Regions from separate parts of the Mus musculus genome. Here regions 2, 3, 4 and 5 are each linked to region 1. The links are chromatin loops, found by intact Hi-C in ENCODE. Cell type or tissue: heart. All regions are shown on one strand. Region 1 overlaps Mecom (MDS1 and EVI1 complex locus). Region 2 holds the start of Gm33206 (a long non-coding RNA gene). Region 3 overlaps Mecom (MDS1 and EVI1 complex locus). Region 4 overlaps Mecom (MDS1 and EVI1 complex locus). Region 5 overlaps Mecom (MDS1 and EVI1 complex locus).

Evidence for each region. A loop is a pair of places that touch in the nucleus more often than their neighbours do. Peaks named below come from ENCODE experiments on the same cell type or tissue, not always from the same donor. Only the 100,000 strongest peaks of a DNase experiment are listed, where the experiment ranks them.
Region 2: it touches region 1 in a loop (2.6-fold over the local background); 3 of 42 quality-filtered maps call a loop at or near these places.
Region 3: it touches region 1 in a loop (2.2-fold over the local background); 5 of 42 quality-filtered maps call a loop at or near these places.
Region 4: it touches region 1 in a loop (7-fold over the local background); 5 of 42 quality-filtered maps call a loop at or near these places.
Region 5: a loop joins it to region 1, with 2.3 times the contacts of the local background. A loop is called at or near these places in 7 of 42 quality-filtered maps.

Annotation. Positions count from the first base shown.
Region 1 is chr3:30,012,963-30,017,962 of GRCm38, reverse strand. The region is part of intron 2 of Mecom (MDS1 and EVI1 complex locus); the gene reads left to right. Among named protein-coding and RNA genes, the nearest start is that of Mecomos, 4.5 kb to the left of the region's middle. In heart, a CTCF peak has its summit at 2,525; DNase peaks (open chromatin) are centred at 2,512 and 4,772; H3K4me3 peaks cover 832 bases; H3K27ac peaks cover 1,413 bases.
Region 2 is chr3:29,888,688-29,893,687 of GRCm38, reverse strand. Gm33206 (a long non-coding RNA gene) reads left to right here and starts at 461. Exons shown (of 6, transcript XR_880724.2): 1 at 461-582. It overlaps Mannr (Mecom adjacent non-protein coding RNA), which reads right to left and starts at 2,671. Exons shown (of 2, transcript NR_110437.1): 1 at 2,439-2,671. In heart, a CTCF peak has its summit at 2,772 (motif pointing left); no DNase peak of the experiment used is centred here.
Region 3 is chr3:30,103,140-30,108,139 of GRCm38, reverse strand. All of the region lies in intron 2 of Mecom (MDS1 and EVI1 complex locus), which reads left to right. Among named protein-coding and RNA genes, the nearest start is that of Mecomos, 86 kb to the right of the region's middle. In heart, no CTCF peak of the experiment used is centred here; DNase peaks (open chromatin) are centred at 1,479 and 2,489; H3K4me3 peaks cover 1,380 bases; H3K27ac peaks cover 3,313 bases.
Region 4 is chr3:30,244,478-30,249,477 of GRCm38, reverse strand. All of the region lies in intron 1 of Mecom (MDS1 and EVI1 complex locus), which reads left to right. Among named protein-coding and RNA genes, the nearest start is that of Mecomos, 230 kb to the right of the region's middle. In heart, a CTCF peak has its summit at 2,706 (motif pointing right); DNase peaks (open chromatin) are centred at 2,957, 3,377 and 4,717; H3K27ac peaks cover 2,390 bases.
Region 5 is chr3:30,157,763-30,162,762 of GRCm38, reverse strand. The region is part of intron 2 of Mecom (MDS1 and EVI1 complex locus); the gene reads left to right. Among named protein-coding and RNA genes, the nearest start is that of Mecomos, 140 kb to the right of the region's middle. In heart, a CTCF peak has its summit at 2,228; a DNase peak (open chromatin) is centred at 1,282; H3K27ac peaks cover 716 bases.

The sequences.
Region 1 (5,000 bases):
GATGCTCTGGGGGTGCAGTCCCTTTGTGCCTATAGCTTGGTGTTTGGCTGGGCAGACTGCAAGTCTGCCTACCAGTATCCCAGAATTCAAGTTCAAGTTTGTGACATACTTCCCTGATAAAGCAGCATAAATAATTAAAGTCAAATGGAACATTCGTCACATCGGCTCCCTTGGCTTTCTGATCTAGTTTCTGCACCTGTGCATTGAATTTTATTCAAATTTCATGGAACAAAAAGATTTAAAAGATCTGATAGGTGGTAAGAATTTGGAGGAGTCGGAGGGAAGGAAAATGGGGTAGCAATTGTAGAGGAATCAGCGACACATCTCTTGAGTCCCAAAATAATACTGAAATTTTCTTACCTGTGTCTCACTTAAGCTTAGGTGAAAGTCTGACCACTTCCCACATTGCCACTGTGCCGTGGAGAGAAAGCATTGATTTTCTTTTTAAACACACATCAATATCTATACACAAAGCTAATTTAATTAGCAAGCAGTTATTGTTCAGCCAAATGTCAATTTCTCAAATTATTTCATGCTTCCCAACTGTATGAACGGTATGAAGCAGGATTTCACAGATAGTCTGTGAAGGAGAGACTGCATATGAGATGCCCCCCCCCCCAAAAAAAAACAAAAAACAAAAAACAAACCCATACATTTGCTTGGTGTTAGAAGAAAAAAAAAAGTCAGACTTGGAGTTCAATGGCTGCTTAGCCACCCCAAGAACCCAGAGCTGCAGAATTAAAAAGACTATACTTAGGCTGAGGTTATAAAGGGCCTTCCTCTATAAACTCAAAACATAATGTCAGGGTGAATGGGAGCCTACTTTATTAACTTTATGGTATTGAAAACTGCCAGCAAGTTGTCTTGTTTTTAAATACCGTCCTCTGCAGAGTGTTACAGGGCCGTTTGTCCACAGGAAGCCATTAAAAGTGGACAGTGCAGTCATTTCATCTGGCTTTCTGTGGACTGCTTTTCTTTCTTTTAATGATGTGCTGGCATGTACCATGCCCATAGGGCCTCCATTAGCTGGACTCTTGCTTCTGGGACAACCCTGAAGTTTAAGGCTTAAAAGAGGCATCGGTTTACAGTCCTGTGGGAATCACTTGGATACTGGGGCGCTGACTTATTACCGCTTTAACTAATATATTGACTTATTTTAAATAAACAGTTATACCATGAAGGCAGAACCCATGGCCTTATTGGAAATCTTTGGGCCTTTTAAAGATTCTGCAGTCCTTGCAGCCTAGGGAGGAAGGGAAAGGATTGCGGAGGGTTTATACCCATTTCAAACCTGGAAGAAAATGCATTAACCCCTCCCACCCCAGCCTGGCCATCAACCAGTGTGTGACTCCTAGAAAATCTACCCACTCTGCTCAAACTGAGAATTTCCCAATGTTGTCTTCTTGGTAAACAACAATTAAGAGCAATAAAGAAAAGAAGCGTGCCATGGCTAGTACTGAAAAGCGGTTTAAAAGTATGATTATTTAAGAAAAAAAAATCTGATCGCTACTCTGTAAAAATCTGATCGCTACTCTGTTGCATGCATTCTCAAAGCCATACATTGCTTAAAGCCGCCTCCTGCCTTCCACTACCCTGGTAGTTAGATCAACTTTCCTGATCCGGGCTTGCAAACTAAAGCTGGTTCGAGATTAAGGTAAAACCATTATTTGTAATAGTCTATTGCAAGGGCGGTGCTAAACTCTGCAGAACAGGCGTATTCCTGATCACTGTGGAGCAGAAAGCAGCTTTGCAGTGGCTTAATTTGTAGCTGGTAACTACTGTAAACAGATTTCTCTAGAAATCCAAGGAGTAAAGGGAGTTGGTGGATTTGGCTCCTTGTATTTATTTATTGTTTTAGAAGGCTCCTAACTAACGGGAAGCAAGCTTACAGGGAAGCAAAGCACACTCCTTGCAAAACTCTGCCCTCTACCCTTGTTTGAGCCTGTTTTTCTTCGGATGGGGTAGATCTCCTAATGGGTTACTATTGGAGAGAGGCAGGGAGGAGCGCTCTATCACTTATTGTGAGATTGTGGGACTTTTTCTCTAAATTTCAAGTTATGTTAAGACAAAGCAGGATGGCTGTCATCATGTGAAGTTCCTGCCTCATATGCAAAAGAAGACGGTGTTGGGAGGAGGTGAGGGGAGTGGGGACCAGGAAGCTGCTGTTAGACTTTCTTCGCCCAGATAGATGCTTGTGATAATGCCGTGTAATCTTTCCTGCAGTTTATCTGTTGTACAAGAGTGAGAATCACAGCACCAATATTGATACTATTTAATAAGAGACACATATTAAACGGATAGCGGTAATGTTAGAATGGATCCTCGCTGTCTTTAGACACATCTCTCAAGGTCTCAGGGAGGAAATTAAGGAAATTCAGAGGTAGGAGCATCCTCCACTCAGGCAGTTTCCCAGGGTCTGTGTCTGTGAGACCTGGAGGCTGCAACCAGGCTGTCAGATCCTGGTGGGTTCACCTAGGTCGTTGAGGCTGCAGGCACTGTACTTTATTTCGGGATACATCGCCACCTAACGGCCTCCAGCCGTACCTGCAAGAATACCATCTAGACCCGTCGCTCCGCCTCCCACACCAGAAGCTAATGTAAGTGGGGAGAAAACAAAACAAAACAAACAACAACAACAAAAACCTCAAAGGTTTTTTTTTTTTTTTCCCTGAAATGTGAATTTAGTTAGGACCTGTCACTGATTTCCCAGGACCTTTGTGTCGCCACCAACCTTTCCTGCTTTTCTGAGAAGCTTTGAAAAAGGTTAGGCAGTGGGTGCTGCAAGGCCAGGGTGGGGTGAAGTAGGGGCTTGGAATGGTTTGGGGCACTGAGCACCCAGACCCCCTGATCAAGCTGAAGTGTCTGAAGCACTCAGTTCCCCAGATTACTTGTATTTAATACACAATGCATCATAAAACAAATCTCTCATCCTGACAGGAAGAAAATAGAACAGCTCATAGCTCCAGCTATTCCAATTTATGGCTAAATTAAAAAAAAAAAAAAAAGTAAAAGAAAAAGAGCACTTCAACAATGGGCAAGTTGAGGAAGGGCCTAAGATCAATGCAGGGAAGCCCAGACTCCTCATGATTCTCAGGCAGGGCTCTATGGGAATATCTCAATGCTTAGGTTATTTACAAAGGATTTTTCCCCTGTCTTACCTACTACTGCTGTGAGATCTCCCTCCCCCCCCCCCCCCCCCCCGCCAAACAATGGCCATTATCTGAAATAACAGTTCAGTGTCATAGATAACAGGCCACCAAAATGAATTAGTCACCACCTCTAGTCATTTACTGTCACCTGCTTCCTTGTCTTCTGACACTATTTTTGTTTTTTGATCAGCATTTTGGGGAAAATAAAGATCTACTGGATTTTCACATTAACTTGCCCTTGGAGAGAAAGAAATGTGGGTGGTACTGTGAGTCCTGATTCATAGATAAAAGTTTAATGTCAGCACACATTCTAAGCCTGTGAGCTGGCTCCACCCCTCCCAAGTACCTGTTCCTAGACCTAGGCATTTTACTAAATTTTCCATTGTTGAGTTGAGAATAAATTGGATCTGAGGGCTGGCGATTTAGCTCAGAGGCAGTTCTCTTGCCTAGTGGGGGTTGGGGGTGGTTGTCCTGGAGGTGTTTCTGTCTTCTCTTGGTGGGTAGGTGAGCTGTATCTTTCTATTTGCTTTTATAAATGGAGTTTTCTCATCAAAAGCATTTATTCTCAATTAAGCGGTGGGTTTAACATTTTTTTTTCCAAATTTATCTACAAATAAACACATGGATTCTTATATTTTGCCATCCTCTATCCAAATTCTTTCACCCAATGTCATCTCTGCATTGTATTGATAGAAAGTGCCCAAACTTATTATAAAGTTATCTAATATATAAAATATGAATCACTAAAAGCAACCACTTGCATAACTTGACTCTGGGGAAGTCATGGCCTTTTGAATAACTTAGAAAATATTCTCAATCTACTACAATCTATTTGTGAGAGAGATATGAAAATAATGCTTTAGATTTTAAGATTTGTTCTTGTGTGTGTGTGTGTGTGTGTGTGTGTGTGTGTGTGTGTGTAGGGGTATTTTTAAAATGTACACATTTCTGGGGACCTAACTATAAAAAGGAAAGGAATAAATTTAAGTAGAAACTTAAATTATATTTTATTTTAAAATATGCTTAACTGGAAACTGGAAATGTGTGTTAGTTTTCACTTTTGAAGCTGCTGTCTTGAGACTTTTAATGCGAGCCAGTATCTCTTTATCCTAAGAGTTGCCCTGGCCCTCTTCAGAGCTTCCAAACTACCAGCCTGCCTGGGGAGGCACCCTCACACCCCTGAAAGCAATTCTCCACCCTATCTTTCCCATCCCCCACCCAACTCTAACACAGACTCTCTCTCTCTCTCTCTCTCTCTCTCTCTCTCTCTCTCTCTCTCTCTCTCTCACACACACACACACACACACACACACACACACACACACACACACCCTTGTGCTCAGGACATCAAAACCAAAGAGATTTCCCTGGGGAAACAAATCCTGCCTGGAGAAATTTCCCCATTGGTTGTTTATCGGCAGAAATCTACATGTTTCTGGGGATGGTGCATCTATAATCAGTCTGTCCCTATAGGACTTGGGTCTTGGCGACCTTTTTGTGACCTCTCCCGCCAGAGGAGGCTGCTGTCACTTTAAAAATTTACTGAAAGAGGAGCCCGTCGTCTGGCTTCCGACCACTCTGGAGATAGCTCCCTTTCTCCCTCGCCCCGGTTTCTTTCTGGATGGCCGAGCAGATCCCCTTTAAAGAGACAGTTCATGAAATAGAAACCCTGCGGCTGGGCGCGGAGTGGCTAAAGGGGACGAGCCGGTGAGGGTCTGGCCCCGAGAAGGCTCTGGGAGGACCTGGGGGGCCGTCCTGGCCTGGCAGGCCCCCTACCTTCGCACACTTTCCTCCTGCGGGTCTTGCCCCTGGAGCTGCGACAGAGGAGTGGGAGAAGTTTTAGTAGGTTTC
Region 2 (5,000 bases), 120 kb after region 1:
TGACAGTGCTGCCACTCTCTGTCCTGTCTCCAAGGCATTCTCAGAGCTCCACAATGAGAGCATTTGAACGCCATGGCTACCAAATAAGATTTAATTGACAGCTAAAGAGCACATTTTCAGTTACGATGGGTAGAACAGTGATGTTTGTTTCCTTGCTTGGTCTCACGTCTTCTATGACACTGTTTCTTTCTCTGGAGAAAGATAAAATTCATTGGAAAAGAGGGTAACTAAAAAAGCCAGTGAGAACATGAATTCTCATCCATAGACTAGAAACCAGAGAACGCAGAAACATGTGCAAGAACGTCAGCTTTTTCACTTCATCTGTGGAAGTCAAGGAGAAGCCTGGGGAACTGGCGTTTGGTCCAGCCTGCCTTGTACACACTACCATAGTCTGCCTCTCATTCTTCTAAATTATAACCAGGAAGAAAGTCATAGATTTTTTTTTCCTGCCTAGGAGGGTTCCCTAATAGAAGGAAATGGACCACCACATATGATTAATTGGGGAAAAGTGTCTCTTCCAAGGAAGCATGAAATTCCTCTAGGAACTAGAGCGTTCACACATGGGATTCTTTCCAGCTTCACGTAAGTCATGATAGACAACGGGTTGTACTTACTATGATTACACTAACATAAATTAGAGGTAATAATATGTATTTTGCAGTGATGGTTTAAATCTGATATATTAGTGGCTTCATAGAAAATATGTGATAATTCATGATTTTAAAATATAGAAGTAATTCAAATGGTCAAAAATAATAATTGCTCATGGGTTATGTTGAGAAGCATATTATTTTCCAAATATGAAACAATTATACCTTCTCTAAATTCTGACTCATCATTAAGGAAGCTATTCTCAGCAAGACAGAGGTCACATTAAATAAAGGTCCTTTTGAAATGTAGTTCATTATAGTAGTTACAGGTTCAATATATGACTGAAAATCAATGAGCAGACAGTCAGTTAAGACATCTAGAAAAAAATTAAAATTGCTTAAATGCCAGATTGCTGGCTTGTCCATAAATAGAATATTAAGGAAGAGCGTATTTCTTTTGAAAAGCAAAAATTTTTATACTTAAAATATGATAATCTGAACTGATTTACAAAATAACCTAAATGTGTAAGTTGACTGAATACCATCTATAATTACTTTGGAAAAATTTCAATACATAGTTTTCTTTCTTACTATTTAGAATCTGTAAATTACATATGCTGACTTTAATTAATAGATTTTTACTCTCTGTCACTTGGTAACTGGAGATCATATTTTAAGCATTTTTTAGATTTATCAAACTAACTTTTAAGATTCTCTGAGAATTTCCTAGAGCATAGAAATAGATTTTGTGTGTGTGTGTGTGTGTGTGTGTGTGTGTGTGTGTGTGTGTGTGTGTATGTGTGTGTGTGTGTTTTATTGAATTTGAAAGTAACACACTAATTGTTTTAAAACCAAAGCATTCGGGGAAACGAAACGGTGGAAGAAAACAGAAACAAATCATTTTTAAGACTCATTCCCAGGGGGGATTGCTACTTTGAAAATAACATACAGATATTTTCCTATGTAGCCAAGCACAGTTTCTTCCTGTGTTGTATCACTTATGGCGTTTAATACTCACTATGAATTAAAATTCCTCCTGTGTTTTCAGGGCCAGCACGTGTACGTGTATTTTATTGTCAGTGTCTTTTGTCAAAGTCTTGCTGCACCTCTATACCTTTATTTTTACAAATTTGATTTCTTTGAAACACAATTTTTATTTTTTTCCAGTTCTCTTTTACTATTGAAGCCTCTACATTGAGTTCATCGGGTTGTTTTCACAGTGTTAATTCCCAGCGAGGAATTGTCTCCGTTAAAGGAAACGCACATTTTAAAGCTTGTCGCTCTACCTTACTTTCTAGCTGCTTCCACATCTGCCCCACAGGCTGTGTCATCTTTCTGTTAATACAAAGCATCAGGATCGTGCTGTTTTCAGCACAAACTCTGCTAACACAACATTCTGCCATTTACTAAGCACAAACAATTTTCACATGCATATTGACTGTGATTCTAATTTCGTGAGCTTGGAGTAATTCTATTTTATTTTACTGGCTGTTCAACTTTTTCTTGAACAGATTTATAGTAACTTCTCATATACTAATTCTGTTCCTAGCCGTTTGTGAATTCATTTTTTTTAAATTCGCTTTTAAAATTCATGGTATTCAACATATTAAGTCATACATGGCAAAGCTAGTGTGAGCAAAGAGGGTAGAGAATATAGAGAGTTAGGGAAGAGGTTTAAGAACTATCACGATATCCTCCAAACACCACTTTATATGATAGTTAAGCTATAAGAGAAAAAGGTAGAATTAGAACTGTAAAACATTCCTGGTTGCAAACATTTGAAAATACTGGTCATGTTCTAAGGGATGCCCAGGCCTGCCCTGTGGGACTCTGTCTTGTACCACATACCTTTGTGTCTTGTATATTCCACAGGGACAGGGCAGAAACTTCTCAAGACACCCCTGAGCTCTAGGCGAGAATATTTTTCCATTTCACACATGAATATGGGTTTCCTGAAGGTCTAATTCCAGGTTCTTTCCTGATAATTTGTTGATCGTGTCGGCATTGACCTTCTTGACTACATAGCTTTTAAGGGGGAGAATGGACTCCCGGACTGCCTCTCCAAGTCCATGAACATGAAGTCCATCGGACTTTCAAACTTTCCTAATAGCAGAGGGCCCACATCAGTGTGACTCTGAGTCACTGAGTGAGCTTTAATTTCTTACTGCTCTCTTGTGGCCATTCAAATGAACTGTCCAAAGACCTAAAAATCCTATAATATTAATAGAAAAAATATTTTCCAGACAGTCATCATTTTGTAACAGAAAAAATTATTGTCTTGACATTTGAACATCAAAGCCAGAAAACAATTTCTTTTCTTCTTTAGGTATTGTGATGTAGTCTCAAAATTCAAAAGTAAAGGCTGGAACATTCTCTCTCTCTCTCTCTCTCTCTCTCTCTCTCTCTCTCTTTCTCCCTTTCTAATTTCTCCTCTCTTTTGTAAAGTCAACCACACAGTTATTTCTCTATGAAGTCATCAAAAGAGTGAAGATTGAAATATTTCTGGCTATTCTGAAGATAAAATAATGCAGTTCCCAGCTTGTTCTCTTGCTGTGGTTTTGGGAGTATCTGCAGTCTGTGTTTAGTCATCATAATTTGAAACAGTCATTTCTTTAAGGAAGAAAGCCTTCAAATGCAGACTCTATACTTGAATGCAAATACTGCACAGTTAATAAAAGTCGCCCTGTCATGTTTGTGTCTTATGATGTTGTTTGTGAGTAGAGTGGACTCAGGCACTGCAGTCTAAGGAATTCTAAGGGGGAGAGAATGTGCTGAAATGCTCTTTCCCTGCAGTTACATCAGTCAAGTAAGGTATAGCCTAACAACTCTCTAATTCATTTGACTTAATTTCTGTGGCCATGTCTAGTCAAGAATACTATGGTTTAATCACAATTATGAGCAACTGTGTTGGAATTAGCTTGTGCACATCATATAGATAACTCTTCTACGGGATGAGGCTCATGCTGTTCCTGGCATCATTCTATAGCCACAAAGATGGTTTCAGAGGATTGCCGGGGGCGGGGGGTGTGAATCCCCAAAGGCTATAATATCAATATGTGAAATCTTGACCACTCAGTTGCAGGATTGTCTCCTGAAGATACTGGCTCACAGAAGTTGTAGTTTATTATAAGACAAACAAAACCTAAGCATGCCATAAAGAAATATAAAAACAGAATCATGTTAAACATCACAAACAAGAATGATATAAGGACATATCTGGCCATGAAGATCAAAGGATGGTTTCCTGAGAATGTGACGCAAGAGTCTAGAAGCCACAAAGAACAGAAACGATGGGGTGATTAGGAGGACCAGCATGTACACAGGCTCTGCCCTGAGAAGAGTGGAAAGTTTTCATAAGATAAAACAATGGCCAATACCTTCAGGAAGAAAGCAGCAGAGAGAACAAAGTAACTTAAAATTGAGGTACAAACATCTTATGAGCTCAGCCAGAGTTAGTTCATCTTGACTATAAGAGAGAAAAGAAGGCATCAGCATTCTCTAAGTATAAGACCTTCTCATGTTTGAAAAGGTTGTTCTCCCAGGTACATAGACAATGGAATTAAAGAGGTCAGAGGGCTGAGAAGCAAGTCAGTTGAAATTTCCAATAGTTCACATGGCAGGTAACAGACATTTACAAGGTCTGAGGAATATGGGTAAAAACAGAGACAGGATGTTGATGGCTCAGGGCTTGAACATCAGTACTAACATCACAGAAGGTTATTATCAGCATTCTAGCTTCAATAGTGGGTGTGCTTCCTCAGCAAGGATGGAGAGGTGACCAGTTGGGAGGGGGAAAGTTGAGTTTAACAGGTACATGACTTGTCAAAGTGGACATATAATGAAGGAAATTGTACATGATGACCAAGATTTCAAAGGAAGGACCTGTGAAGGAGAGATATGAATGGAGTTGATATTTAAGTACAGGAGGAACCACAAATATTAATGAAAAGATTTGACTAAAGGGGAAAATAATTAGTAGTATGCTAGATAACTAGGACACAAACTAATAACCTCACTAACAATTGTAGATCTAACATGATAGATATTTCCTCATATCTTTGCTCCTATTAACTCATCCAATAGCCCCGATTATTCTATGATGGAGATACTACTGTTATCCCTTCTTTCTGAGAATATTTCCATGTGTGTGTGGATATCCAGGTGTGGGGGGATGTGTATACATGTGTGTGTGGATATGGAAGCTAGAGATTGTGTCAGGAGTCTTCTTCAAGCACCCTCTCTCATATGTGTCCAGGCAGGGTTTCTAAGTTAACTCCAGGGCTTGATGACACAGCTAGTCTAGCTATATAGCTTGCTTATGGAACTTCCCATTGCTGTCTCCTGAGTGCTGGAAGCACAGACAGGCCAGTACACCCACTGGCACTGATATGTGTTTTGGGAATGTAAACT
Region 3 (5,000 bases), 90 kb before region 1:
TGCAGAACTCTTGTAAATACTTGAGCCCCTGCAATTGAAGACAGCAGACAAAGGCGGCTTTGGGGTCTCCTGCAGACTTTGGAGGGGTCGCTCTGTCAGGCTGGTGCTCCAAATGAATTTGGCAATATATTATTCTGCACTTGTTGAGTGGAACATGCAAAAATCGCCCAGTTGGGGTTTTTTGCTGTCCTGAGTTTACACTCCTAGTAACAAACAGGTAACCTTGGGTGTTTTGAGTATTTTTCAAAGTAACCTTGTCATGTCATTCTACTGGTATTGGCCAGTCCATTTTCCCATACCTGTGTGGAATTTGACCCTCTATTTTCAAAAAACTAAACCAACAAAACAAAACAAAACACTAAAACCAAAACCAAAACCAAACCAAACAAAACCTAAACCTCAAATTAACCTGTAACTTTTTTTTTTTTTTTTTTTTTTTTGTCAATTAAATGGTTTATTCAATCAGATGGGAGACCAAACCTGCTTGGGAATATCTATAAAGAATTTTTTTTACAATATTGTAGTTTTTCTTATAAAAACACTTAATTGAAATGCCTAAGAGCTGCCCAGCCCAAAAGTCAATAAAAACCCTAGAATAGAGTTTATAAGGGTTGTCTATGTACATAATTAAATCCTTCAGGCACTTTAAAACTCTGCAAAATAAATGGTTATGCAAGAATAGCCTGCTGAGAGAAGAAACGCTTGTATCAGCTTTAACCAGCTACCCTGTGTTCCGTCTTTCTGGGCTGGAATGAGAAAGCTATTAGAATCCTGGAGGACTGCGGGCCACATACAAATCATCTTTGTTACTCACACTTGGGGGGTACTTTATAGTGGCTGTCAAGACCAATACAAAACATGGTTTGTGTCTGAAAAAGTCAAGTGCCATTACTTAAGAAAGAAGATACTAGCTACCCAAGTCAGTGACCAACATCCAGGATGTTTACTGAGTTTCCTTGTTAGAGAGAGGTACAGGTTTATTATTGCGCCCGACTGAAGTAGACTGACATGCAGGTTTGCATTCTAGATTTGATGGGCCAGCAAAGGTTAATTACTTGCCGTGATCTATGTGGAGCAGGAATAAAGGAGATGAACCATATTTCGATTTCATCAACGTTCTTCGGGGAATATATAAAAGGATGCTATTATTATGTGTGGGTAGGGGTTGGTGCGAAGGGGCGGGGGCATTAAAAAGAAAGTTGTCTAATGAATGTAGCCAATAGAAAAGTCCAAGGTTTTTTTTCTCCCCCCTGGCCCCTCCAAGTTATGATAAATGATAGCACACGGGAAAGATAACCTAGCAGGAGAGTGGGATCGCCAAGGCCAAATACTAAAACTCCCAGCTGACGGGGCTCATACACTGCAGCCTCTGTTCATGTTTATTTTTTCTGCTCACTCTTGGTTTCGTCAATCAGTATGATAGACGATAAGTCCTGACTAGAGCGGCCCGCGTCCTGCTCTCTCACGGTGGGTAGCATGTTGTGGTTGGCGCCGCGCAGTCGGAGCATCGCCCGCACCCGGAGCAGCAAGGGATGAGGTTCGAGCAACTTCCAGCAGCCAACTCCTTGGAGAATACCAAACAGGAACGTTATCAGCAGAGAGTGGGGCTGCCAAGAAACTGACCACACATTAGTACCTTTGTTTGGGTAGAGTCTAAAGGGGCTGTAGCTCAGACTTGAGACACTTTCTGTTAAATCATCCCTGGTGTTAAGTGTTAAAAGAGAAGCTTGTTAAAAAAAAAAAAAAAAGAAAGAAAGAAAGAAAGAAAGAAAGAAAGAAAGAAAGAAAGAAAGAAAGAAAGAAAGAAAGAAAGAAAGAAAGAAAAGAAACCAGGGCTGATGGCCCCAGGCAGTCCTGTGACAAGACTCTTCCCAGTTAGAGACTGAATTTGTGGACTTCCTGAGCTGAGGTATATAAATGGACATCAATTTAAAGAAAAGGAAAGAAATCCTTTTTAGTCTCCTCTTTACTTGTAAATGCATCTTTACTTGTAAATGCACACTATCTGCAGCAAAACAGCATAAAAATTCCTGCAAAAAGAAGTCTGTGGGCACAGTGGGGGTTGGGGGCTGAAACACTTCTTAGGTCGCCAACAGCTCATCAGATAAATGGAATTTCCTGACTGCTATCCACAGATACTAATGTTGTTTATTTAATCCCTCAGAACTAACACTCTGCATTTCTTCCTAAATTGTTGGTTGTTTTTTGTTTTTTGTTTTTTCCCCTCTATTTCTCTATTTCAGACACTGGAAACTTTTAGAAACATTTTGATATCACTATTTTTTTTCTTAGTTCATTTTGTAGGAGCTTAGTGAGTATTTAAAAAAAAAAATCAAGAATGTCCTGACTTGATGCAGTGAAGGAGCCAAAGTGAAATTCTTTTGATATCTCGTGATGCAACCAGTGGCCAGACATTTCCTGTTCAGCGTTTCCCCCTGGGAATTCGGGTTTTCTTCCTTAAGAACACATGCACTGGACATCTCCAGCACTGCCCTGTCTGAAATTTCAAATGAGTGACCCACACCTTCCCTCCAAAGTGTTGCTTCACAGTAGGAAGGGAATGTAAACCGGACAGCTGGCTGCCTACACAGCTTTTCTTTGCTTCAGAAACTTTGTGGACTTGCTAGAGAGTGCTCCTTCCTACCTTCAGACTCGGTCCCTAAACAAGGCAAGCATTTTCTCATTCCGACTTCGCGTCCCTGGTGCAGTCCCTTGGAGCTGCTGATGTCTGTTAAGCTGAAACTCAACACGGGAATATTAGTTTTATTTCGGTTAATTATGTTACTAAGAGCTCATGAACCTTAAGATTTAGGGCTGGTCTGTTTCTAGTTAGGCTGCCAAGTTTTCGGCTTGATGGAGGGGGTCTGTTTCATTCTCCGTGGCCTCTGCACCTCCGTAACCCCTGACTTCCTCTTTTCCTGGATCGCAAGTTTACGTTCTCCCCTTCTGTGAGAAGATTGAATGCTTATTCAACTCTGAAATGACTATGGTCACAAAATATCAACAGTGATTTTTAATAGATCTGTGCCTATCAAAATATTGTTGCTGAATAACAGGGTAGAGGTAGTTGTGGCTGCTGATAGTAAGGAATCCGACTGTTAATAAAAAGCAGACAGGGGCTTGAAACAGTACTTCCAGAGTTGCAATTTAGACACTTTATATTACTTTATTTAGTGCAACACCTGCAGCTACTCACATTGCTGGTGGCTGAAATAATCCAGGTCCACACAGGGAGAGTATTAGAATTTCATTGTGCTATTTGTGCTTACTGTTTAAGCCCTCCTCATAGGGGAAAGCATTAGCTAAGTGTACAGTAGATAATAAAAAACGGGATTTGGCTCATCTGTGGCCCTTAAATCTGCCTAGTAAAAACCTCCCTTTGTAATTAGTATCTGACTTCCCTTGTACCTCTGCTGGGCACCTGGGGGTGGGCAGTGCCACAAGCTGCCACTTGTTAACGTTTAGTCAGTTGTCCCCACAGTTTGTGGATTTTATGATCAGGCCCTCTTCTGAGCCTTGGCCAGTGTGAACTTCCTAAGCTTTCTGCAGATGCTATAATGGATTTCGGATGGAAGATGATTGTACCTCAACAGGACAAAGAAGGTGCTTCACATTAAAGCAATAATACAAAGTCATTCTTCACCTTTAATTGACAGCCCAATTTAGATTTCAGAGGATGCTTTCTAGTGATGTTCTATTTTAATGTGAACTCCAAAGGGTTGATAAACATCAGTATATAGGTGTAAAGAGTTCAAATCAAAAAGTTTCCTCATCCAGGCCAGAGAGAGAGAGAGAGAGAGAGAGAGAGCGCACTTGAGGCTATTTCTCATTCCTGAAGAGGTACACAGTTCAGTGGATTCCTACCCCTCGACTTGAATTGCTCAGGGTCCACTGAGACAAGCCATACTGCTCTGCTTGTTTGGGGGTCAAAGAAGTAATCACTAAGGCCTTCCTTCAGAATATTTTTAAGCGTTTAGGGGAGATAAATAGCATGCGGAGATTTTATAATCATGATCCGAGTTTCCAGATAGCTGTCCCACTTCCTAAGCTCTGCTTGCTGAAGTTTATTTGGTCACTGAAACATTAAGCTTAAGCAGTCCTGTTCTTTCTACTTTATGAAAATGTAGACAGGAAATTATCAGCAAATTGCTCGTTTAGAATTAAAGGCAGGAAATGAACTTCAGTAGTTGAATTCTTGTTGTAAAAGCTTCTACCTAAAGTACAAATGAAGCCAGAAAACCATGGGTTTTTTTTTGTGTTGTTGTTGTTTTGTTTTTTGTTTTTTGTTTTTTTTTAAGTCTGAGTTTGCTATATCAACACAAATAGACTTAAATGAGTGTCCTATGTTTCCCCCAAATGCTGATGCATTTTTTGCAGGATCCATAGCTATTTGTCACTAATTTCCTGACAATCTAAAACTATAACTAGTCATCCTGGTTTTCTCAACCTCTTATTAAAAAATACAATTTCTTAAATTGCATTAATAGATGAATGTAGGCTATGACCCAGAAATCATAACTCTGTCAATTTATTACAAAAATATAAACATCTCTTCAAGTTTGAAAACTTGAAATTTCAGAACTTTCTATTAAAGCCTTGCTTATAACACATGAATATATATTCCTAAATAGTTGCTAGTTTCCCTCCATGGGGCCTTTTTTTAGCTATTCCTTTTTGAAGCTTGTTAATCAGATTTTATTCTTTGTGTGTTATATTGTTAGTATGCCCAATACATCAGTGGTATCTACAAAATAATTCCTGCACTTAATTTTCTTTTATATTTTTGTGCTGTCACTTTTATTTCTCCCAATATTTCAAACACTCTAATATTCTTTAAAGTTTTCTTTATTGGTATTACATTATTTAAATAAACCACAGACATAATTCTCCCCCAACCCAATGATGTGTACCGTGTCTGACTGCTTTGATTACTGTTAAGGAAAAATGAATTGCCTTACATTAAACTAGGAAAAAACCCTCAAACTTCAGCCTAACTTTCA
Region 4 (5,000 bases), 230 kb before region 1:
CTGGTGTAGACTGCTGTTCCTTGGAACCTGAGGCGTTGGGGGAATCGGAGAAGACTTTTGAAGACAAAGTCCCTTGATATTTCCCTCTAATGAAATAACATTTCTTGCCTCTAACCTACACAAATGCTCCTGTAAACTTTAAGTTGTTGCTATGTTACTTCCAATGGCTACTGCAGTGCCAAAGCCATTTAGATACTTGTTGTCACACTGAATTGCTTAGGAACAGTGACAGGAAGAGAAAGTGTGTGAGTTCAGTAGAGGCATTGCCATATGTGTGAATATCTTCCATCTGTTACTGGTTGGATCTCTGGATGTGAAGAGTTTGTAGATACAAAAGGCCAATGGCATATGGTTCTCGTCAGTCTAAGGCTGGAGATGCCTGGCTACACAGGAGCGTAAATACAGTTCTTGTTCTACTTTTCATGATTCTGAACCTCAACTTAGTCATCTTCTGCTGCATGGCCAGATACCTCCTACCACCTCCTGACTTTGCTGATCAATGCTAAACTACCAGATGGAGGAAGCTTTATTGTCTTTGGTTTCTGGTCTGTCTCTATCAGCTCTGTGACACACTAGTTACAACATGTTACTGGAAAAGTAGCTTCAAATGGGCACACAAATCAGCCCAAGTGGCAGCATCGTTGGAGAGGGCTACAACCTCCACAGTTGTTCATCTGATCCCACTTTGAATGCTAGGAAGGGATTTAAACCTGGACCCCTTTGCGATCTTTCCCCAGAGTGTCAATGGGAACATGCAGTGGAAGCATTCATGCAGTATAGGTGGTGCCCAGAACATCTGTTTAAACCTTTACTTTTCATAGCATCGAGCTCACCAAAGATTTTGAAAGTCAAATGTATATTTATTCCATGGAGGAAACCTTATCAACCAGTGCAAAAGTTTACTGGCACTAGCTTGGGATATAACGGGCAGTTTAAATCCTGCTAACTGCGAATCATTTTTCAACAGTGTTTATGATTGTGATAGAGTTTAGTGGGGCAGAAGAACAGATAGCATAAATATTTCAACAAAAGCCTATTGGGCCAGCCATATAAATAAGTTAGACCTAGTTTGTAAATAAATTTAGCCTCGCAAACATTCATAATCTTCTCTTGGTGTAAACTATAGTAATTTATGCAGAAGATGCCCTGGATGCCTTTCATAAGAAGTCAGTTGTCTTTAGGAGGCACTGCCTGGTGCCCATCAACTGTCTTACACTGTGTGACTCAACGAGGCAGGAAGGATACTGTACAGACCACCTAATGCTACTAGTTATTACACATGTTGATAGTGACAATTCCCAGACACCAGGCAGGGTTTGGTAGTCTATGAAGTTGTCATATTATATCATTCCCTTAAATACCTAGCTTGTGTTACCACTTAACCATGTTGAAATTACCCCTTCTTCAATCATAAGTGTGGCTGGCATACACACACACACACATACACACACACACACATACACACACACACACATATATGCCTATACATATACACACACACATCTGTTCATATTTTTCTGAAAAGTTTTAAAAAATGAATAATGTTTTCTGAAATTAAACAAACAAAAAAAAACCCCAAAGTTTTCCTTTATGTTTTCAGTCACATTCCATCCCCACAATTTTGAACGATTTCACATTTCACATGATGGGGTGGGTGTCGGAAAACTCAATCCGCAGCCCTTTAGAGGGTAGAATGGGCCGGCAGATTGTGCTCGTTGGCAACATCTAGACTTGTTTTTAACAGCAGAGATATGGTATTTACAATGGAGCAGAGTTTGATCTTACTGGAGGGACCTTCCTCATCATGTTACCTCAGGACACAAATCACTGTTGTCCTTTTATTAACAAACCTGTGATAACAAGGATCAACTTCTCATTTAAAAAAAAAAAAAAAAAAACAAAACAAGACCAAAAACAGAACAGAAAAAGACTTCCCTGAGTTTGAGAGTCTAAGGAAATTTTGTTCTTTGGGGTACTCTCTGCTTCCTTTCCAGCCGAGTGTGGCGCTGTGGATGTTTAATTGCCCGCTTGCATTCCTCTTTCTCAGCAAGCCACAACCCCCTCTTCTGCCAGCCATGCATAAGTATTTTCTTTTCCTTATGCAGGACTCCTGGCTGGAAGAAAGTTCTTCTGTGTTGTAGCTGTAGGGAAGGTCTCCATGAGCTCTTCTGTGGAATGGACCTGAGCTCACGCAAGCTCCTTACTCATGTCTCAGACAGCGCAGTCTGGCTTAAGCACGAAGTGAGGCTCTCAGGGTCCTTTACTTCCTCCCGATCGCCATCTTCCAGGAAGGTTTTGCCTTTCCTCTTCTGGGAACAGTCTGATTCTCTTCTCTCAGTATATACTATTCTTCAGTGTCCTTGCGAGGGAAGTCATGGCTGGACTTTTTCCTTCAGTGTTTAGCTCCCCTTCTGAGACAAGGCGGTAGTACTTCTGGCAAGAGCCACCAAGCCACACTTAGATAACCCTCATAAAGAGACTGCGGCTCTCAGGTCCCACGCAGAACCCAGTGAAGCACATCCGTGGTCAAAGAGACCAGTCGTTCCCCATTAGTGACAGCGCATTAATGCTCCAGCATGTCTCAGCCACCTTTAAACGGTCTTGGTAAAGAAGCCAATCAGATCACTTCTTAACATGCTTTCCTCTGAAACCACCGTCAACAACATAAACAAATTAGCTATAGTAAACCACACATTCTGCCCACACAGAAACCACAGCCCTCACCAGAGGGCAGTGTACTTAATGTGAGAATAACAGCCCAGCTTTATAAGCCTCCACTGGGAATAAATTCCAGTTGCACTGGCTAGAGCAGGGCTGGGGAGCCAGAGCACGCTCTCGCCTAGGTTACGGATTGTGGGAGAGCCAATCGATTCTCAAAGTGTCTTTCCAGGAAATACATTTTCTAAGCTTTTGGCATGCCCAGTTTGGCAGTTCTCCAGCTTTCATTATGGGGATCTGCTATGGCTTCAGTGGAATGGTCCCAGACACAAACTGGCCCAACTCGCTAGCTCTTCCTCTCAGGTGGCTCCAGGGTTCAGAGGAGTTACCGGGTGGAAACCTCAAGGCAACTGCCTTTTTCATGGCCACTTTCCCAAGTTTATGATCCTCCATCTTGACCCCTGGGGAGTTGTGAAATATTCTCTATACCTTCCTCATGCTGATATACTTCCTTTCTTGACAATGGCTAGTCCTTAACCATCCAGTCCAGCCCTAAACCAGTGTGTTCCGTCATCAGTAAATTCCTGCCTGTGATAGTGTTTTCTTAAATACCTGTTTAAACAGTGATTTAGATAAGAGTGTCCCATTTGTGTGCAGCAGGAAATGCCTGCCTTCTTTTAGATATGCTGGCAAATAATTGCTGTAGATAGGGCCTGAACGCTGAAAGGCCGTACTCTGCTCACTGCAGATGCCTGAGAAGCGACCTGCCAGTAAGCTGTGATGTAAATACCGGCATTTCTATTCTACTTTAAATGGATTGGAAGCAAAGCCACTTTGGGGATATAAAAGGCTTATGAAAAAAAGCCAGTAGGTCAGAGGTTGCCAAAAATCTCTTAAAATTTTGTAGTGCTAAAAGAGAGTTCAGGCAAATGTTGCATTGTGAAAGGAATACAGACGGGCATGTAAGGAGTCTGGTCCTACCAGGCCTTCCAGTATAGACTGGTGACTAGGCTCACCAACAACAAAATATACCAAACATTAACCAGGTCATGCTTTCCCTCTAGGCCTTACCCACAGAACGTTAGTGTCTCTATTTTGTTTTCTTGGATTCTGTAAATAGATGCCAAAAGGCTCTAGCAATTTCTTTCCATCGCCATTTAAGAGAAGCTTAGCAAGGCCTATACCATAATATGAGAAATATATTTATGTATATATTTGCTATTTGTTTTCAATTCCTATTGTACTCTTGGCCCTGTCTGTTGCTACCTCTCCCAACCCTCTCTCATTCTGGATCTTTCTGACAGCAGACTAATGAAGTGCTTTGAATACTGTCAGGTAGCAAGGCCCAGAGGGAAGAAATGGATTAGGTCAGAACAAGGAAGCTAACTGAAACACTGAGAGTCAAAGGAGCTTGAAAGACCATTAGGAAAATTCCACATGCCAAGCCATGTCAGCAGGCTAGGGCACAAATATGCCATAGAGACTCAGATGTCACACACATGGACCAGAGTTGAAACATGACGAGTGTTTGCCTTTCACCCTTTTCTGGGATCATGGTGCTTTGAAGACTGCCCATGGGTGACCTCTCTAAGACAATGACCTCTATAGGACAGACCTCTGCTTCCAAATCTATGCTGCTGGATTTCCATAGAATCCTTTACAGCCTATTTGTCAGCTCCATGAGCATCTATTTTCCTCATCTTAGTAGTTTCCTTTCCTCCTTTCATTGGGAGTGTGAAATTTCATTTTCCTGGGGACATTTTCACAGAGTGCTTCAATGGCCAGTTCATTGCTCGGTTTGTGCATCTGGTATTACCTGGGCTCCTCCCTTTCCTCACATGTTCAGTGGAGGGCTCTGCTGCTGGTGGAGAAGAGCTGGCCCCTGAGGTCCTTTGCTTTCTCATCAGCACGCCTCTGTCACCACTCAGGAATTGTCCTGAGGAGGGACGGAGAGCATGTCCTGTTTTAATTTGGAAAGGAAACTGCAGTCTTCCCCCTCCCTTCCCCGACCACTGGTAAGCGTGCATGGACTCACAGACTCATGGCTCTATGCTCACATACTCCCTGGAGGTCCCTGGTGGGGCCTGAGGTTTGGCTAAGCCTCCCTCTCCTGATGCTGGGCACACATCGTCTGCGTTCAGCCACGTGTAATCCTTCCTGTCTGCCTGGGAGTTGGGCACAAAGTACTGGTGCTTGGGCCCACCCTCTTCTTTAGTGGCAATTAACCTTTACTACAGAGCTTCCTTTGAAGTTTGCTCGTGTTTTTATTACAAAACTGCAACAAGAAACATAATGGGGGGAAATGTCTAAATTTCTGAGTTACCTAATCTGTTCAATTCCCT
Region 5 (5,000 bases), 140 kb before region 1:
TATTTTATAATTGTCAATTCTGAGAATGCCACTTCTCAGAAATATATAGCACACAGAGCCAGAAGTATATCTTAAACCATTTCAGCAATTGTAGAATAATCTGTCTTAATCCCAAGTCAAATTTATGTACTGATTTTTTAAAATAAAATGTATCTATAACTTAAATAGCATTAAAAAGAAATCAGACACTTTTAACACAGTAAAAACAAACAGACTATTTTGATAACACTCTGGGGAACATGCTAGAAAACTATTGAAAGTCTTTTATTTTCTGTAATTAAACAATTCAGTTTTCATAAGAGCAGAACACTTTGTATAGACAAGAAAAATACTATAATACTTAATCTATAAATGTATAGAACCTGAGCCCAGGTGTGGAGAGCACCGTTCACTCACGTGTCGAGTCATAGGAGCACCTGCAGTGTTTAGGGCGGATGTGTGCTCAGAGCCACAGCTGCGGAGCCCTCCTGCAATGCCTCATGATAAGGTGTTGCCATGAGCACCTCTGAGACAGTTTGCACGCTTGGTTTCTAAGTTGCTTTTGGTTGCTGTGAATTCCTAACTCTACTAGTGATACCTTTTTCATCACTCCACATCCAGGATGGTAGGGATTAAAGTTTCAGGAGCTGTGAAATTGTGGAGTGGCTGTTACAGCCACTGGAAGGCCATGGCTGACCATACTTGGCTATACAAGTTCATATCAGTAGTCAGTGGCATCCATGCCTCAAGGCTGAAGCTACAAGTGAGTTGTCTGAACTGTAGTTCAAAGTTGTGGAGTACCTAATGTTGGCTGTACAGTGTTGGAAGAATAAACAGTGGCACACTTGGAATGCTCAAAGTGAACTTTACAAGATGCTGGTGTGGGCAAGGAACACCATAGGCATGGCAAAAGCCTTCTACTATGAAGGTCACCAGGTGGGTTCTTGCTGTTTCACTTTTCTGGCTCTCTGGTTATTCCCCTTCCATCCTATCTTTGCGAATCAAGCAAGTTTTGTAATTGCCTTCATCTATAGCTGGCCCAGGAAAGGCTGCTAAAGAATATTAGTGTGAGTGTTTATGGAAACCTGGTTTTGGTTTCAATTGGAAGCTGCACTATAGCTAATCACTTTTGTCCTTAAATGCTGTGCAGTCACTGAGGGTGGAGGGTGAACCCATAAGGATATATCCTACTGATGCACACTAAGTGCAAAGCCATGGTGGCTTCTTCAGACAGTTGCTCAAGGGCCTGCCTTCTGCTCTGCCAAGACCTACTGGAGCTCTGCTTGCTTTTCCTCACAGCTCTCTGCAGACCCGAGAGCTGGCAGGATGCCCCTGCCCTACCCCGAAGCTTTTCCTGTGTCCTGGTAGAAGAGTCAGTCTAAGATATCACTGTGATCAAGAAAGCCATGCCTTCTGAGTCACTGAGCCAGAGGAGAGGCCAAGGACAGCACCCCTTGTTTGGGGGAGGGTCTCTGGGTGTCTGACCATCCCAGAGACTACAAAGAAAGACCTGGCTCTAGTTTCCTTTCTCTTTCAGTAAACATACGCCTCACTTACTGGAACCTGGTTCAGTGAGAACAGTGTTCTGCCTGAACAGAGCATTGCCACGTCAGGCCAGAGTGAGGGTGGTGTGGTTCCAATAGACAAAACCAGTACAACCCATGACTGACATGTGACAGAGTACAAGGGTCTGGAAAGGGAAGATCCCACATCCTTCCTCCACTCCCAGTTCCTTGCTGCGGGAGGAGCACTGGTCTCCTGTTCTCTGTGTACAGTGGTTTAAGAAAGCTGGCTTTGCTCTGCCTTTGGATTCAGAGGAGATGGAGTACAGCTCTGGGAATCCCAGGTCGAATGCACTAAATGAGAATCTAGTACTTATTCTGATGGCAAGAGGAAGAAGCAATGACTAGCGGGTAAAATAACACCACATTGAAGCACAGCGACAATGTGAGAGGCCCTGCTGGCTGTCTTACGTGCAGCCACAATGCTGGTTCTAAGACACCATGGAAATATACCCTGCATGCCAGAAGTTTGTGTAATAAGGTGTGCTAATTTCAGTTATGGAAAACTTAGCTTTCCGTACTTGGATTTCATTTCAAAAGAGATTTTGTATTTTTTAAATGCATTTGTTTTCCTACAGCGACATGTGTCTCTGAGATACACCTGATACTACTGTATAACTTCTGAGTAGCGGGTTCAACTCCACCCTTTTTTACATCTAGGTACATTGACATTTGCATATGCTGCCACCAGGTGGTGGCAAATCCCTTGAGTCACGTGTATTTTAACTTTGAAAAAATCCCATTAAATTAAAAAAACACTAAAATATTTCTTTAAATTATATCTTTAGATGCTCAATATGTAAAGTAAGTCAGCCAAATTACGATAGCAAGAGTGGGAGAGAAGTTTCAAAGCCCAGTACCATTTGAAAATCCCCATAATGCTCGTATTTTATCTGGCATTAAGATATGAACTGTTTCTTCAAATAAAAAAAGAAAACTTAAAGAATAGAAAAAGTAATAGTCCAGAGCAAGAAAAGGGGATGGAGAGCACTTCCTAGAGCCAGGAGGAAGGTGGTGGAGATGCTGTGGAGTGGAATTGATTCTGCATGGGTGGTGGGAGAGGCAGACAGGCTTGGGAAAATGACTGTGGTAAGCCTTTTCCTCTGGGGCTCTGTGTTGGTGGAGTTGTGTCCTGCAGAAGCTTCTGGAAGGAGGGCTAGCGTGGAATGCTATAGCTGAATCTGTGATTGACGTGGTTTCATCAGATGATCAGATTCATCTTTGTCTAAATAGTCAACCCAGAGTTGCAGCTGGGTCCTCAGGTTCAAGGGCCAAGTCTTCCAGCGTGTGGGGTTCCAGGTGGCCGGCTTTCGATTTCTCAGTGCTCTCCTGTGCCGCTAGAAAAGACAGAAGGTAAGAGGCACAGCATGCGCAGACACTTGTTTTACCACCTTGATAGGGTGATTCTCCATGGCACACATGATCAGCATTAGAAACAATGCCTCTCCACTGGCTAACACACACACTTCCCATTGTGGCATGTGTGTGTGTGTTTGTGTGTGTGCGTGTGGGTATGTATGTGTGTGTGCTGTGAGAAGCTGTGTGTATATGGGGCATGACTGTGTATGAGGACAATAGCAGATGCCATGTATCTTGCTCTATCATTCCCCGACTCATGTCTTTTAGCAGGTCTGTTACTGAACCTAAAGATTACTAATTTTTTTGGTCAGACTGACTGCCAGCAGGCCCAGGGATGCTCCTGTCTGCATCCACCAGGGCAGGGTTATAGGTGTGGCCAGTTATGCCTGCTTTTTGTGTAGAAATTGGAGGTTTAGGTTCTGATTCCACATGTTTCCACTTCCCACTGAGCCATTCTCCTATCCATCCATCAATCAAACCATCTTTAAAAAACTAAGCAGCAGCAACAGCAACAACAAACAAATACTGCTCTTGACTAACTGTAGTAGCTGAGTACAGAAATCTAATTATCCTCCAGCAGGAAAACAGAGGAAGGGTTCACTGGCAAAGCAAAACAAAGACCCCACCAATCAACCAAACAAGAAACTCCAAGCGGTGGTTAATGACCAACCAATAAAATAACCAGGCACCTTGGGTCATATAGTTATTGAAAGAAGGGAGGGGGTGAGGAGGAGGGAAAGAGAGAGGGAGATGGAAAGAAAGGGGAATGGAGGGAGGGATGGAGAAGGGAGGGAGGGGGAGAGAGAGAGAGAGAGAGAGAGAGAGAGAGAGAGCTCTTGATTAAGTACTAATTACTAATTAGTTTCTAGTTGACTTGATTGACCAAGAGAAAGAGTTTCATCATGAGAAAAACTGACAGGAACACTAGAATGAATATAAACTCTCCTAAGGGCCTGGGCTGAAAATTCTCTATCAACTCCAGTTCTCACTTGTTATCAGGGGCCAGCCAGGGTTCACTGGCTAGAAACCCATAGCAGCCTCTCGTGCACCCGAATGGCAAACAATATGTCTGAGAGAACGTACCTGGAGTCTAGAAAAATTCTGCATATTTAAGGAACTTTCTAGTAAGTAAGAAGACAGGAACACAAGACCAAAATACACAGTGTTTGGTGATGATGACTGCTCTAGAACTCAGAAGAACCACAGTCAACAAATGTACTTGGTTCATCTACTTGGAGAGAAAACCTGAGCAATTTTCTCAATGATAGCAGAAAAACCCAAGAGCCTACCAGACTGAGAGCAAACAAGTGATAAAGGAGCCTATAGAAGGAGCCAGCAGGGTATAGCAGGAGACTTTATGAACTAGAAGAGCAGCCAAAGACTCCATCCCACCCAGGGGCTAGATGTAGTGTTGTTGTTGGCCTATATGCTCACACAACAGCAGCAAGGCAGGGATGAGCCCACTTAAGGGTCCCTGGGCAGGAGACCTTGATCGTAGCTCTACACTTAGCTCTCACAATGTAGCTTTTCTCTCCGATTCTGCCCATTCTGTTCATTTGTGTCAGCTGTTTCTTCCCAGAACTGAGATTTCAAATACACTCATCAGCCACCTATTGGCAAGTAATGGCAGCAATGACTATTGGTGTGTAGCCTACAGTTGAGGTCTTGGCCAAAACAACTCCACTGTGCTAGGTTTTGGTGGCCCATGTAGTCCTCTTTTCTCTGAACTGACATCCTTCATCCTAATATCTGTGATTGAACATTAATAAACAACACTACCCAATATGACCACAGGGTAGTGGAAAGAGTTAGAATGCTGTATGTGTGTCTGAGCTCAATATAATTTGATCCAGGTATGTTTCCATTCCCTGGGGTACTTTAAAATACTCTGCAGTGCCTGGATTCAGATCTTCAGCCTCTTATTAGGCCAATGTGGTCAACTATAACACAATAGTGGTTTCTATGTAGAGTGAGCTCCACCAGAAGTTACCTTCCCCTTCCCCCTTCTCTCCCCTCCATTTCTTTCCCATCTCCCTCTTATCTTTTCAGACGCTCAAGATAGCTTTAGTCTTTAAAATTTAGAGGAACCTTCTTTGTGCT